Regions from separate parts of the Mus musculus genome. Here regions 2 and 3 are each linked to region 1. The links are chromatin contacts, found by POLR2A ChIA-PET in ENCODE. All regions are on one chromosome and are shown on one strand. The core of a region is the stretch at or near the end of the contact, and the rest is flanking DNA. Distances in the headings are between cores, read along the strand shown.

The links. ChIA-PET counts read pairs that join two places held with the same protein, here RNA polymerase II (POLR2A).
Region 2: POLR2A ChIA-PET joins it to region 1 with 10 read pairs in Patski. The contact joins the promoter of Atp5j2 here to the promoter of Arpc1a in region 1. POLR2A ChIA-PET finds 5 or more read pairs at or near these places in 2 of 5 experiments (Patski and embryonic stem cell).
Region 3: POLR2A ChIA-PET joins it to region 1 with 10 read pairs in Patski. The contact joins the promoter of Ptcd1 here to the promoter of Arpc1a in region 1. POLR2A ChIA-PET finds 5 or more read pairs at or near these places in 2 of 5 experiments (Patski and embryonic stem cell).

What each region holds. Positions count from the first base shown.
Region 1 is chr5:145,081,837-145,085,888 of GRCm38, reverse strand. Arpc1a (actin related protein 2/3 complex, subunit 1A) reads right to left here and starts at 2,020. Exons shown (of 10, transcript NM_019767.2): 1 at 1,917-2,020.
Region 2 is chr5:145,189,849-145,193,900 of GRCm38, reverse strand. It overlaps Atp5j2 (ATP synthase, H+ transporting, mitochondrial F0 complex, subunit F2), which reads left to right and starts at 2,360. Exons shown (of 4, transcript NM_020582.3): 1 at 2,360-2,398. The coding sequence starts at 2,386.
Region 3 is chr5:145,165,346-145,169,397 of GRCm38, reverse strand. It overlaps Ptcd1 (pentatricopeptide repeat domain 1), which reads left to right and starts at 2,294. Exons shown (of 9, transcript NM_133735.2): 1 at 2,294-2,444; 2 at 3,865-4,052. The coding sequence starts at 3,891. Cpsf4 (cleavage and polyadenylation specific factor 4) reads right to left here and starts at 2,185. Exons shown (of 8, transcript NM_001291248.1): 1 at 1,939-2,185. The coding sequence starts at 2,041.

The DNA.
Region 1 (4,052 bases), core at 771-3,270:
CTGGGCAAATTTTCATTTCATCTCCAAATGGCATTACAAGACAACCGTTGGGAAGATTAAATGAGATAGCACATAAAAGCAGCACAAAACTGATTCCGGTAAGTTAGTTCTCTGATCTTTTGGGTTGTAAGCCTAGCCTTTAGTGGTGGAGCCATCTTGGAAGCCCAGTAAATTGGTTTTCTTTCTTCCTCTGACACAAAGCTTTGAACCAGTCCTAGAAGGACATGTTGGTGTCTTGACCCCATTCCACTGGGACTTGACAAATTCACATAAGTTAGAGTTTCCATTCCCTGTTAGGGTCAATTTCAAGTCATTGATTCACCTAGTTTCTTTTTTCTTTTTCTTTTTTTTTTTTTTTTTTGGTTTTTTGAGACAGGGTTTCTCTGTATAGCCCTGGCTGTCCTGGAGCTCACTCTGTAGACCAGGCCGGCCTCGAACTCAGAAATCCGCCTGCCTCTGCCTCCCGAGTCCTGGCATTAAAGGCGTGCGCCACTACGCCCGGCTTTCATCTAGTTTCTAATTGCTCTCCTTACCCAGCCCAGCGATACCTGTGCTCCAACAGGTCACCACGCCCTACCAATGTTCTGACAGGCTTCATTAGAAATTCCAGCTTCATCAGACCATCTCCACACTTCCTGTAGAGAACTTATTTTGACCTAACACTAGATAATTTAGATTCAAAACACTGCCACCCATCCTCTAAAGGAGTCTGCAATTTCCAATGGGTCCTCTCAGCTGTGAACAGCATATGAATTGAAGAAGCCTTCCCCCAACCCCCACCCCTGAGACAGCCAGTGACTTGATCTAATGGGGTAAACACCCGGGACTGATAACTTATAGAGACCTGAAATCCTAAGGCCTACTAGGAAACCAAAAGATTAAGGGAACTGATAAAATAGGATGCCAACCTAGGTCATTTCAGAAACTGGGCAAGGAGAAGATAGGAGAGAAACACACCATGACAACAGATGGCTTTATACTCAGAGATTCTAAGCTGCAATTTATTAAGTGCCTCCCATGTTCCCAACAGTGTTCAGTATCTGAACGGGGCCAGGAACATGAATAAATCCTTGTCCTCATGTCCTTCTCCGGAGGAAAGAGAGCAGAAAGTAAAGGAAGGCAGATATGCCTTGAAAGTCTCAGAAGCACCAGTAATGGCTATCATTTATTATCAGATCATTTGAACAGCTTCTCTGGGTTAGGAATTGCTGTAAGCAACTCAAGCACACGAACTCCACGCGAAACCCATAAAACCAAGTAGACTAAGAATCTTCTTACTGCAGCTGGGGAAACTGAGGCACCAAGAAACAACCTTCCCAGAGACACCTGACAAAGTGGCAGAGTCAAACGGGAACTCGGAGGGTTCTACATAAAGGACCCTATGAATACGGGTGCAGAGGAGAGTACAAGTCTGACTTGCGGGGGCGGGGGCTAGAGCTAGGGAATCTTAAGGTTACTGGAAAGATGGGCTTTCTCTTGCTGGGAAGGGTTCCCCAATAACTGACGGTTCGGAGGCTGCTCTAGGCAACATCCTAGATGTTGACGAGATGAACAGATACTCGTGACAAGCCACCGGGGGATGGGGGGGGAGATCCGCCCGTCTAAACTAATTTTACAGATTGTGGTAAATGCTCACAGTAGGGGTGCAAATGGTACTATGGGGGTGTCGGAAGCCGAGTTGTTCCTTCTCTCATCCGAGATGGAGGGCAGCTGGAAAGTGCTCAGAAACGCTCGGTCTGTGTGTGAGGGGGGCACCAGGGACTCAGAGGTAACCACGAAGGGCTGAGATCCCGGGCCCCTCAGCTCCAGACCCCGCGCCTAACAGCCCTGGGCCCGCCGCCCCCGCGTGCCATAGAACATACAAAAAAAAAAATGGAGGCGACCCGGGCCAGACTCTCCGCCCTGTGGCTCCTTACCTGAGGTTGGGGAGGTCTGGAGGTCCGGAGCGGACGATTCGCGGACTCTGGTCAGTCGACGCGAACTGGCTCCGGCGGGCGCGGACGGAGGAGGGAGGCCTAGAGGGAGAGGCTGACAGATCCCGGAAGTGACCGGAGCGCCTGCGCAGAGCGGCCGCTCTCAGCTGGCGCTTGGCGCAGGCGCAGGCGCAGAACGTAGCCTTTGTTGGCGTGTTCTGTCTGAAGAGCGGCTGCTGCTCAGGTGAGGCAGCCGCTCGTCAGCGCTAGGGCGTGCTTGTGGAACTGGATGGGCGTCCTACTCCTTTCTTTAAGGAGGTTTTAACACACACACATTTCTGAACCATGGCCCAAGTGTGCAGCGTTGGGAGCTTCTCAAGTGCTTTTTGTTACAAATTACTGAGCTAGGATCTCTCAGGCTTTGTGGTTCTGAAGAACAATTCAAAATAAAATAAAATAAAATAAAAATATTTATGTGGCTGGGCGGTGGAGGCGCACGCCTTTAATCCCAGCACTTGGGAGACAGAGGCAGGTGGATTTCTGAGTTTGAGGCCAGCCTGGACTACAGAGTGAGTTCCAGGACAGTCAGGGCTACACAGAGAAACCCTGTCTCCAAAAAAAAAAAAAAAAAAAAGAATTATATGGATGTCTGTGTCGGTATACGCATGTGAATTCAGGTGCCCCTGGAGGCCAAGAGAGCAACAGATCCTCTTGGAGCTGGAATTGTAAGTTACACCATGTGGGTGCTGGGAACTGAACTCAGGTCCTCAGCGAGAACAATACAATCTTTTAAGCTGAGCCATCTTGCCAGCCCTTGAAACTATGTTTGTGTTCCTTCATAGAGGGTGGGTCAGAACTGGTGACTATTTTCTGCCTGGCGGACTGTCCCTGTCCTGGACCCTCAGTAGAAAGTCTCAAGTCTACCTAAGAGTCCCCTTGACTGTTCCTAGATCAGGACCACTTGTTCCTGCACCCACAATGACACCACAAGAAGGCGCAATGGTGACATGGAAAGAGTGTATTCTATGTAGATGCAATTTATAAGAACTGCCCTGAATGCTACATCCAGTCAGACTGTTGCCCCTGCTCTGGTAGAAATTATGAAGCAACCAGTTAAGTACCCAGGTTCCACTAGAGGTAGGCACCCCAGTCCTTGTCTTGTGGTGGTCTATATATTTGACCCAGTGGACAGTAAACACTGCCCTAACAGAAATAAGGGAATAGTCTATTTCGAGTCAAATATCCATGAGCATTGCTTAGCAGTGCTCGGATTCCTTACCCTAAGTGTTTGCCCCACCTTGAAAACAGTTGCGTTATGGTCTTTAGAATTATTATCGGTCTGTGTGTGTGTGTGTGTGTGTGTGTGTGTGTGTGTGTGTGTGAGTGTGTGTGTGTGTGAGTGTGAGTGTGTGTGTGAGTGTGTGTGTGAGTGTGAGTGTGTGTGTGTGCTGTGTGAGTGGGTAGCACTCATATGGTGGTCAGAGGTCAGCTCTGTGAACTCAGTTCTCTGCTTTCACCTTTACACGGATTCCAGAGATCCAACTCATGTGGTCGGACTTGTTCAGCAAGCGCTTTTCCCACCAAGCCATCTCGCTGGCCTTGGGTGAACTTTTATAGTTGCAGGACAAGAGAAAGCCACACATCAGAACATTTAGCAGAGTTGCATTGGTGGGAACATCGGATAGGAGGGTTATAGCAAGAAGAGTCAATCTTTCCTAGGTTTCAACTTAGGTTAGAGAACTCTTAGCCTTAGTGTTGGAGGAAGCTAGAGATCTGCTGATACACCACAAGGGCTTTACATAACAAGCCTGAGAAGGTTAGCTAAGTATAAAAATAAAGATCATGGCTAGTGTTGTAGCTCAGTTGACAAGAGTGCTTACCTAACAGTCACAAACCCCTCTGTTAGCTCCAGCCCTGTACAAACCTGACGCGGTGCCACGTGCCTGTAACGGCAAGCACTTCAGAGGCAGAGGGAGGAAGATCAGAGCCAGTGTAGGCAACATAAGGGTTTGAGGGCAGCCTAGACTACATGAGATCGTGTCTCAAAAAAGAAGACTCACTAGGCTGGAGAGATGGCTCAGTGGTTAAGAGCACTGACTGCTCTTCCAGAGGTCCTGAGTTCAAATCCCAGCAACCACA
Region 2 (4,052 bases), core at 1,111-3,610, 110 kb before region 1:
CTGGGCTGGTTTCAAACTCACAGTGATCCTCTTGCCTAAGGCTTTCAAGTCCTGGGATTGTTGCAGTGTGCCACTCTATCCAGCTTTCCCATGAGACTAAACATGCAAGTGGCTGGAAGGTGGCCTATAATTGTATTAGTGACAACTCTAAGCATAATGGATTCATCCTTTCATGAACACAAAGCAGTAGATAAATGGGACCCTTGAATGAGACTCCTCTCTTGCTTCCCCTCTGCCCCAAGACAGAGTCTGGGTAGCCCTGGCTGGCGTGGAACTCGTCCTGTAGACCAGGCTGATCTTGAGGGGAGGTCCACCTGCCTCTGTCTCCCGAGTGCTGGGGTCAAAGGCCTGTGACACCCACTGCCTCCTTCTCTCTTGCTCATTAAAATCTTGAAAAGTCAAAAGCATTCAGAGCTGAACTCTTGATACTGGCTCTACACTCAACTCTAAATACAGGCAGACTCAAGCATTCTGAGGCGAAGCAGGGTTTGGTGGTAAACACCTGTAATCCTAGCACTTGGGAACTTGACATAAGAAATGTTGGGCTGGTGTAGATCTTTGGTCCAAGATAGAATCACTTAAGACACTAAGATGATGACCCATGTGGGACCACCCAGCCCCTTCAGGGAAATGGTAACTGAGCCGACTACAGCCCCCTTCTATACTAATAGCTAGAGTGCCCTGCTCCCCTTCCAAAAACCCAGAAATGAGCACAACTTGGACTATAGGAGGATTTCTGGTGGTTAGATAAAAGCCACCATTCCTTAGGAACGGTAAAAAGAATTGTGACTATTCCACAGTGAATAGCAGGTAAAAGGAATCGGGAAGCCCAGTTTTCTGTCAAAAGGAGTCATTTTCCTTACCTTTGGCATTTACCAGCATATCAAAATGCATGCTGGCCTCCAGTCTCTCAATATCACAAATACCCATTACACACAGCAAAGGCCATGTTATAGCATTCTGGCTCTTTTCATCTTCTCTATGCTTCTCCCTTTAGCTCCTGGACTCCCCCCACCCCTCCAGCGAATCATTCTTATAAGCCTGCTATTCTCACTCCCACCCTACCCCATGCTCTCACTCTTAGATTGCTCTGACCATGTCCAGTCAGATGCCCATGTTAAGTCTACTTCTCTCTGCTCTTCCAGATGCCTCTGGCTGTTCCCTCTCACTCATATTTACAATAAACATCCCCTCTCCTGGGGGCTGGAGAGATGACTCAGTGGTTAAGAGCACCGACTACTCTTCCAAAAGTCCTGAGTTCAAATCCCAGCAACCACATGGTGGCTCACAACCACATGTAATGAGATCTGACGCCCTCTTCTGGCGCATCTGAAGACAGCTACAGTGTACTTACGTATAATAAATAAATAAATCTTTAAAAAAAAATCCCCTTTCCTTATGGGGGCTGGAGAGATGGCTCATCTGTTAAGAGCACTATCTGCTCTTTCAGAGGACCCAGGTTTCATTACCACAAATCACATAGGAATTCACTACTGTCTTTCTAACTTCAGCTCCAGGGGATCCAATGACCTCTTTTGACTTCAGTGGGCCCTGCATGCATGTGGTACACAGACATATATGTAGGCAAAACACCCATGTACATAAAAATAATTTTAAAAACCTTCACCTTAATTATACCATGGAGTGGTTATGTCAGTTTATACAGGCAGTGCACACATATAATTCCCATACATGAGTTGTCACTGCTAAAAGTTTCAGGCCAACCCAAAACATATACTGATTTCCAGGCTAGACTAACTCTGTTATTGCATACAGTCTTGCTGTATTTCAGGCCCAAATTTGGGAATTAATGGCAAGATAATGCCTGTAGCTATATAGTAGTCTGACTTTGGCGCTAACATGGCTTAAATCTAATACTTCTGATTTTGGGTCAAAAAAACTACCTTTACGAGCTTTAGAAAATACCCATTTAAGCAGGTGTCAGCTGTGGAGGCGTGTTTGCAATCATCATGGAAACCACTTAAGCATGTGGAGTGGAACTTCAGAGGGATTTGGGGGTCAGAGCAGTGAATAGCAAGTAAAAGGGACTGGGGAGGGTTAAAACAAATGTTCCTATTCAAGGCTTCTCTGCTTTTCTTTCTTTTCAGCATTGGGAATGGAACCAGAGCCTTAAGCACTCCGGGACTGAGCCACACCCCTAAGCCTCTCATTCCTCATGAGAGATCCAAAAGTAGAAGGCAAAAAGTCAAAAGGTCCCTTTTCTCTTTTGTCCTTTGCTTCCGCCTGGGATAGGTCTCAAAATGCTCTACCTAAGTGGTGATCTACTTCCCATGAGCCTCTGCTTCCCGCTCCGGCAGGGGTGCGTGCGCCCTTCCCAGCAGCCTTTGCGCGCGGCTGGAGTTCTGCGGACACCAGGACTTCAAGATGGCGTCACTCGGTGAGTACTCGGCCCTTTCCTGGCCTTGGGGTTGGAAGCCCGATTTGGGCACAGGCTCCAGGGCCACAGTGGGGTGAGAAGGAACCGCGGGAACTCTTGCTCTTCACCCGGGGCTTCACTGAAGCCTCCCCGGAAGCGCGCTGGACACTTACTATAAGGTCCTGTGCTCCCGCCCTCCTCCCTCCACTCTGCAGCGGATTTCTGCTGTGCATCGCCTGGCCTGGCGGTGGAAGACCCAGTCAGCACGGAGAGGCTTCTGGGGGCCTGCACATGCGTTGCCCGGAACCATTTGTCTGTCCTTCCGCGGAGGACTAAGCTGCTGCTTTTTCTTCCTGCGCGACTTGACACAGGCAGGGTCACTTGAACCTTTACGCTGGGCAGCGCTTGGACCTCCCTGGAGATGAGGCTTTCAGATTACGGTCCAGGACCAGCGAATGCCTAGAATGGTTCCCGACACCACATTATGTTACATACGTGTCGACTGAATACGCCTACTGGGGTGAAGTGACCTGTTCAAGGTCACCAGTCCTGAGAGAGCCTCGCTGGGATTCAGACCTAGGTTGGCGGGTCTCATGATAAATGAGATTACCTTTCAGAAATGTCCTTGTGACAGACAAGCAGATGTTCCCTTAACACGTACGAGTCAATCTCCACACACATTCATTGCGCACTGTTGGGATTACACATTATTGTTGTTTTTGTTATTATGTGTCCCACACGTGTCTAGGTATGGTCATGGGAATGCTGGAGCTTGTGTCCAGGTTCGAGGACAACTCCGAGGAACTCCAGTAGCCAGGCTAGCCATTTCACAGTTGTCTACCTCCTCCTTTTGAGACAGGGTTTCACCATGTAGCCCAGATTGGTCATGAACTTGCTGCCACAGTCGTGATGTATTAGCGTCTATCTCTGAGTGCTAGGATTACAGGCCTATGCTACTGTACTTAGCTTGTTACAGTGTTCTTTATCTCAGCCTGGGAAGGTGAAGGGGGGGGTGTCTAAAAACGGGGTGTGAAGGAGCTGAGCCTTTTTGATTTGGTTTGGTACTTGGTTTTGCAAGATAGGATTTCTTTGTGTAGCTCCAGCTGTAATGGAACTCATCTGTGGATCCACCTGCTTCTGTCTCCCCAGTACTGGGCTTAAAGGTGTAGGTCACTGCCACCTGGGGCATTAGCAGCTATTTTATCTGTAAAATGGTAGGAGATGGTTAGTGAACACAGCTTTCAGAAGAGACAACGGGAAGAGCATTAATGACACTGCTCAAGAGGCTGAAGAAGCACAATTGTCAGCCTGGGCCTTCCTCTCCAAAAAAAAAGTTGAAAAAATAGAAGTTTTGGATCCCAACCCCTACAGGATTTCTCTGCCACTCTGGCTATCCTTGAACTTGAACTCCACCTGCCTCTGCCTTCCCAATTGCTAGGGTTGAAGGTGTGTGCCGCCACTGCCACAACCACCACCCCTATCACTTTTTCTTGTTTTTTTTAAAGACAAGGTCTCCCTAAATAGCTGTGGCTATCCTGAAATTCACTAGATAGATCAGGCTTGTCTGGAACTCATAAAAGTCTCTCTGCTTCTGCCTCCTAAGTGCTGGGGTTAAAGGCATGCGCCATCATACCCAGCTTAAAGTTTGCAATCTTATTTAAGTAGAGGGTTAGTG
Region 3 (4,052 bases), core at 1,045-3,544, 83 kb before region 1:
GGCCTACACAGAGAAACCCTGTCTCAAAAAAAAAAAAAAAAAAAAAGAAGAAATAAAAGAAAACAACCAAACCAAAACAACAAACCAAAATAAAACAAAAACCAGAAACACCATTTCCTTCTGTCTTCTTTTTTTTTCTTTTTCCCCAGAGGCAGGGTTTCTCTGTGTAACAGCCCTGGCTATTCTAGAACTTGCTTTGTAGACCAGCTTGGCCTCAGTTTCAGAGATCTGCCTGTCCCTCCATCCTGAGTGCTGGGATTAAAGGCAAGAGCCATCACTGAGTGGCTGCAATGGAAGGTGCCTCAGCACGCACTTCTTGTTTGTGGTTGTGTTGGGTATGTCAAGGCCCAGCAAGGCACCTACCAAATCTGGACCTGAGCTTCGGAGGTACCCATGCTATGCACATCCCTGGCTCTCCTAGGGAGACTTTGGCTACTTTGTGGGTTCTTTTATCTTCCACCCTTCTAGTCCCCTAACACTAGATAGGTGAGAAAAAAAGGATGGAAGGGAGAGAGGGGGTGATGTCATTGTTAGACTGCTCCCGGATGATTAGGGAGCAAGTTTGGTCTTTGCTGTCAGGGTATCTAATTTCTTGTTGTTCCTTTTTTGTGCACAACTACTTAACAACTCTCAACCAACCAACAACCCACATTCTTGGGGCCCTAGCATTTATATACCCTCTTAAGAGTCCTCCGAATTCCAAATGCCACACAATGGCAAAAACTATCTGCCATTGGCAGTATCACACTCCTGCTAAGGAATGAGGCAAATCATAGTCAGCTGCTATGGAAAATCTGAAGCAGCCCCAGATCCCATATCTGGGATTAAAATAAAAATATATTCCTATTTCTGTAGTTTTCTGGGTTCTGGATTTTGTTTGTTTGTTTTTGTTTTTTTCCCTTCAAGACAGGGTTTCTCTGTGTAGTCCTGGCTGTCCTGGAACTCACTCTGTAGACCAGGCTGGCCTTGAACTCAGAAATCCACCTGCCTCTGCCTCCTAAGAGCCATGATTAAAGGCGTGCGCCACCACTGCCCGGCTATTTCTGTGTTTTTTAAAGAAACCCAAATCTTTACTTCAAGTGCACACTTGCCTCCACAGGTTTGTGGATCTATTGCCCCACACAAATGTTCCATGGTCTCAAGGCAGTGCCATCAAATTGAGTAAAAACCTAGTGCTTAAAAGGCTAGCCTGATCTATAGAGTGAGTTTCAGGACAGCCAGGGCTATACAGAGAAACTCTGTCTCGAAAAACAACAACAACAAAGAGTAGACATATGTGCAAGGACGACCTGGCCAAAGAGGACAGTTCTGTCTGAATTGAAGCAGCTCCCCCAAACGGAAGATATATCCCACCAGAACAGGAAAACCATCTCATCACATGAAGAGGGACAGTAAATATAGCTCGGTCTAAAGGTTCGCTGGGGGCCTGAGTTGGGACAGGTGACCCGGAGGTGGGGTAGTGAGGAAAACGGACAATTCCAGGACAGGGAAGGATTTCCCAGGAGCTAGACTAAAGCAAGCCTGGAATATGAGGGTCTACTTGGAGTCTTCGACAGTCAGATACACTCAGACTCTTCTACCGCCTAGTTCTGATGAAAGTAGAGAGGAGCACGCTAAGAGGTGGAAATGGGGGACATTCTAAGACTTTGCTGAAGTTGGAGCAGGATGGGAGAAGGCAGTTCCACTTCAGGATGACACGCGTTCACTGGAGAATTACGCGAACAACCGACACAGTCCTGCTGTCCCGAGGATTGCCACGGAGCAGTCCCCGGGGATCAAGGATCCAAGGAAAGGTCTCCCCGAGTTCAAGTGACACCGGGAAGTCCCAGGACGGAAGCGGAGGAACTAGGCGAGGGTCCCGGGTTCCAGGGCCCAGGGCTGGGGTAACCTCTGGTCAGAATCAGACTCGCCCACCCACCCGCCGGGCCCCGCACTCACTATCCATGCCGGGGAAGGGCAGCGGCTGCGCCCCGAGCTGCTGCTCCACGGCGATCTCCAAGTCGAACTTGATGTGATCTACGCTGGCGATTATTTCCTGCATGGCGGCGGCGGCGGCCTCGGGCCCAGCTCCCCCTCAGGTCTCTCAGCCGCTCTCCGCAACTCACGCTACCTCTCCCCGTCCCCTTCTCGCTTGCCGCCACCGCCGCCGCCGCAGCCGCCGCCCCGCGAGGGATGCCGGGAGCGCTGGAGCCCGCGCCGGCCCTTTTTTCCCATCCAGACTCAGCCAACGGAGCTCAGAGTCCGGCCACTCCTTCAGGCCTGACTAGCCGCCGACCGATCGCCTGTTTCTTTCGGTTCTGTATCTTACACAAGAGGCGGCGACGCAAGTGCGCCTGCGCGGGATCTCCGTAGTCTGTGCTGAGGGCAGGAACGCTGTCTCTGGAGCCGCGGTCCCTCGACTCTGAGGACGTCTCACTAGGGGCTCGCCGCTTAGAACGCTCAGAGTGAGTTTCTGTTCAACCCTCATAGGAAACCCGGAAGCCGGGTGGAAATTGGACCTGAGGGACTTTGTCCAAGCTCAGATGCGAAAACGGAGGATCTAAAGGCCTGGGGAGAGGAAGCAAGGGGCGACCTAGGGTCCCAGGTCTCTCTGTGGGTGTAGCTCTAATGCAGACGTTTAAAAGTCGGGTAAGGGGGCAGGAGGTGTGGCTCAGTTGGTAAAGTGCTTGCCCCACCACCGCATAAGCCGGTAGTGTTAGTACAGACTTGTAATCCCACTAACTGGCAAGTGGAGGCAGAAGGGTCAGAAGCTCAAGACCAGACTGCATTACATGAGACCCTGGAGAGCGAGTCAACCTAGTAGAGCTAAGCCTCAAAATACCGTCATACCTCTTTTCCCTGTTATTATGTCTTGTTTTTGTTGTTGTTTGTTTGTTTTGTTTTTTTATTAAAGGGCTTCAAAGTAAGCAGGCCCAGCACAGCCTAATAAAAATAGAATGCGAGGGTGAGAGGGTGTAGCTCTGTGAGAGGGAGCATGTGCATATATGTGCCTTCCACACCACTCGAGTGCAGATTAGGGAAAAGCTTGTACCACAAGTCCTTCCAAGTATGTTCAGGAATCAAGCTCAGGTCACCGAGCTCTGCAGTAAGCACCTTTATCTGCTGAGACCCTCTTGAGCCTCTTGTTGTTGTTGTCGAGACTGGGGATCTCTAGGTAGCCCTGAGTAGCGTGGACTCACAGTTGTAGACCAGACTGGCATTGAACTCATAGAAATTCTCCTGCCTCTGTCTCCCTGGTGCAGGGCCTAAAGGCATGGCCCATCACGACTTACTCTTACTTTTTAAAGACAATCTCATGAAGCCCAGGCTGGTCTTGAAGTTGACATTATAGCTGAGGGTGACCCTGAATTTCTGACTCTTTTCTACCCAGCTGAGATAGTAAGTTTGACTGATCTCCCACTCCCCACCCTGCACAGAGCCAGGTCTTCCTAACTCAGAGCCTACCCTCTGAGTAAACTTGTCTCTCTTTTCTGACTCTTTTTAAAAAAGATTTGTTTGTTTATTTATTTATTTATTTAATGTATGTGAGTACACTATAGTTGTACAGATGGCTGTGAGCCTTCATGTGGTTGTTGGGAATTGAAATTTTTTAGGACCTCTGCTCGCTCTGGTAGGCCCTGCTTGCACCAGTAGGCCCCCTCACTCCAGCCCAAAGATTTATTTATTATTATATGTAAGTACACTGTCGCTGACTTTAGATGTACCAGAAGAGGGGGTCAGATCTCATTATGGGTGAGCCACCATGTGGTTGCTGGGATTTGAACTCAGGACCTTCGGAGAGCACGCTGAGCCATCTCGCCAGCCCTTCCTTTCTGACTTTTTATATGGCGTCTGATGCGGTTTCCTTATTTTTCTTGATTTCAGGCTGCAGGGGCTCGAGGCAGCCAGCGATGGACCTCCTAAGACTCTCCCGGCTCTTTTCCGGTCCCCGCCCCATAGGACTGTCTGTCCTTCAACACCTGGATCTTGTTGGATCAACCCGATGGACAGGAGGCAGGGAGGGACCTGCACGGCTGAGAGCTGCCTTCTGCGGCTCCTCCTCCCCGCTGCCC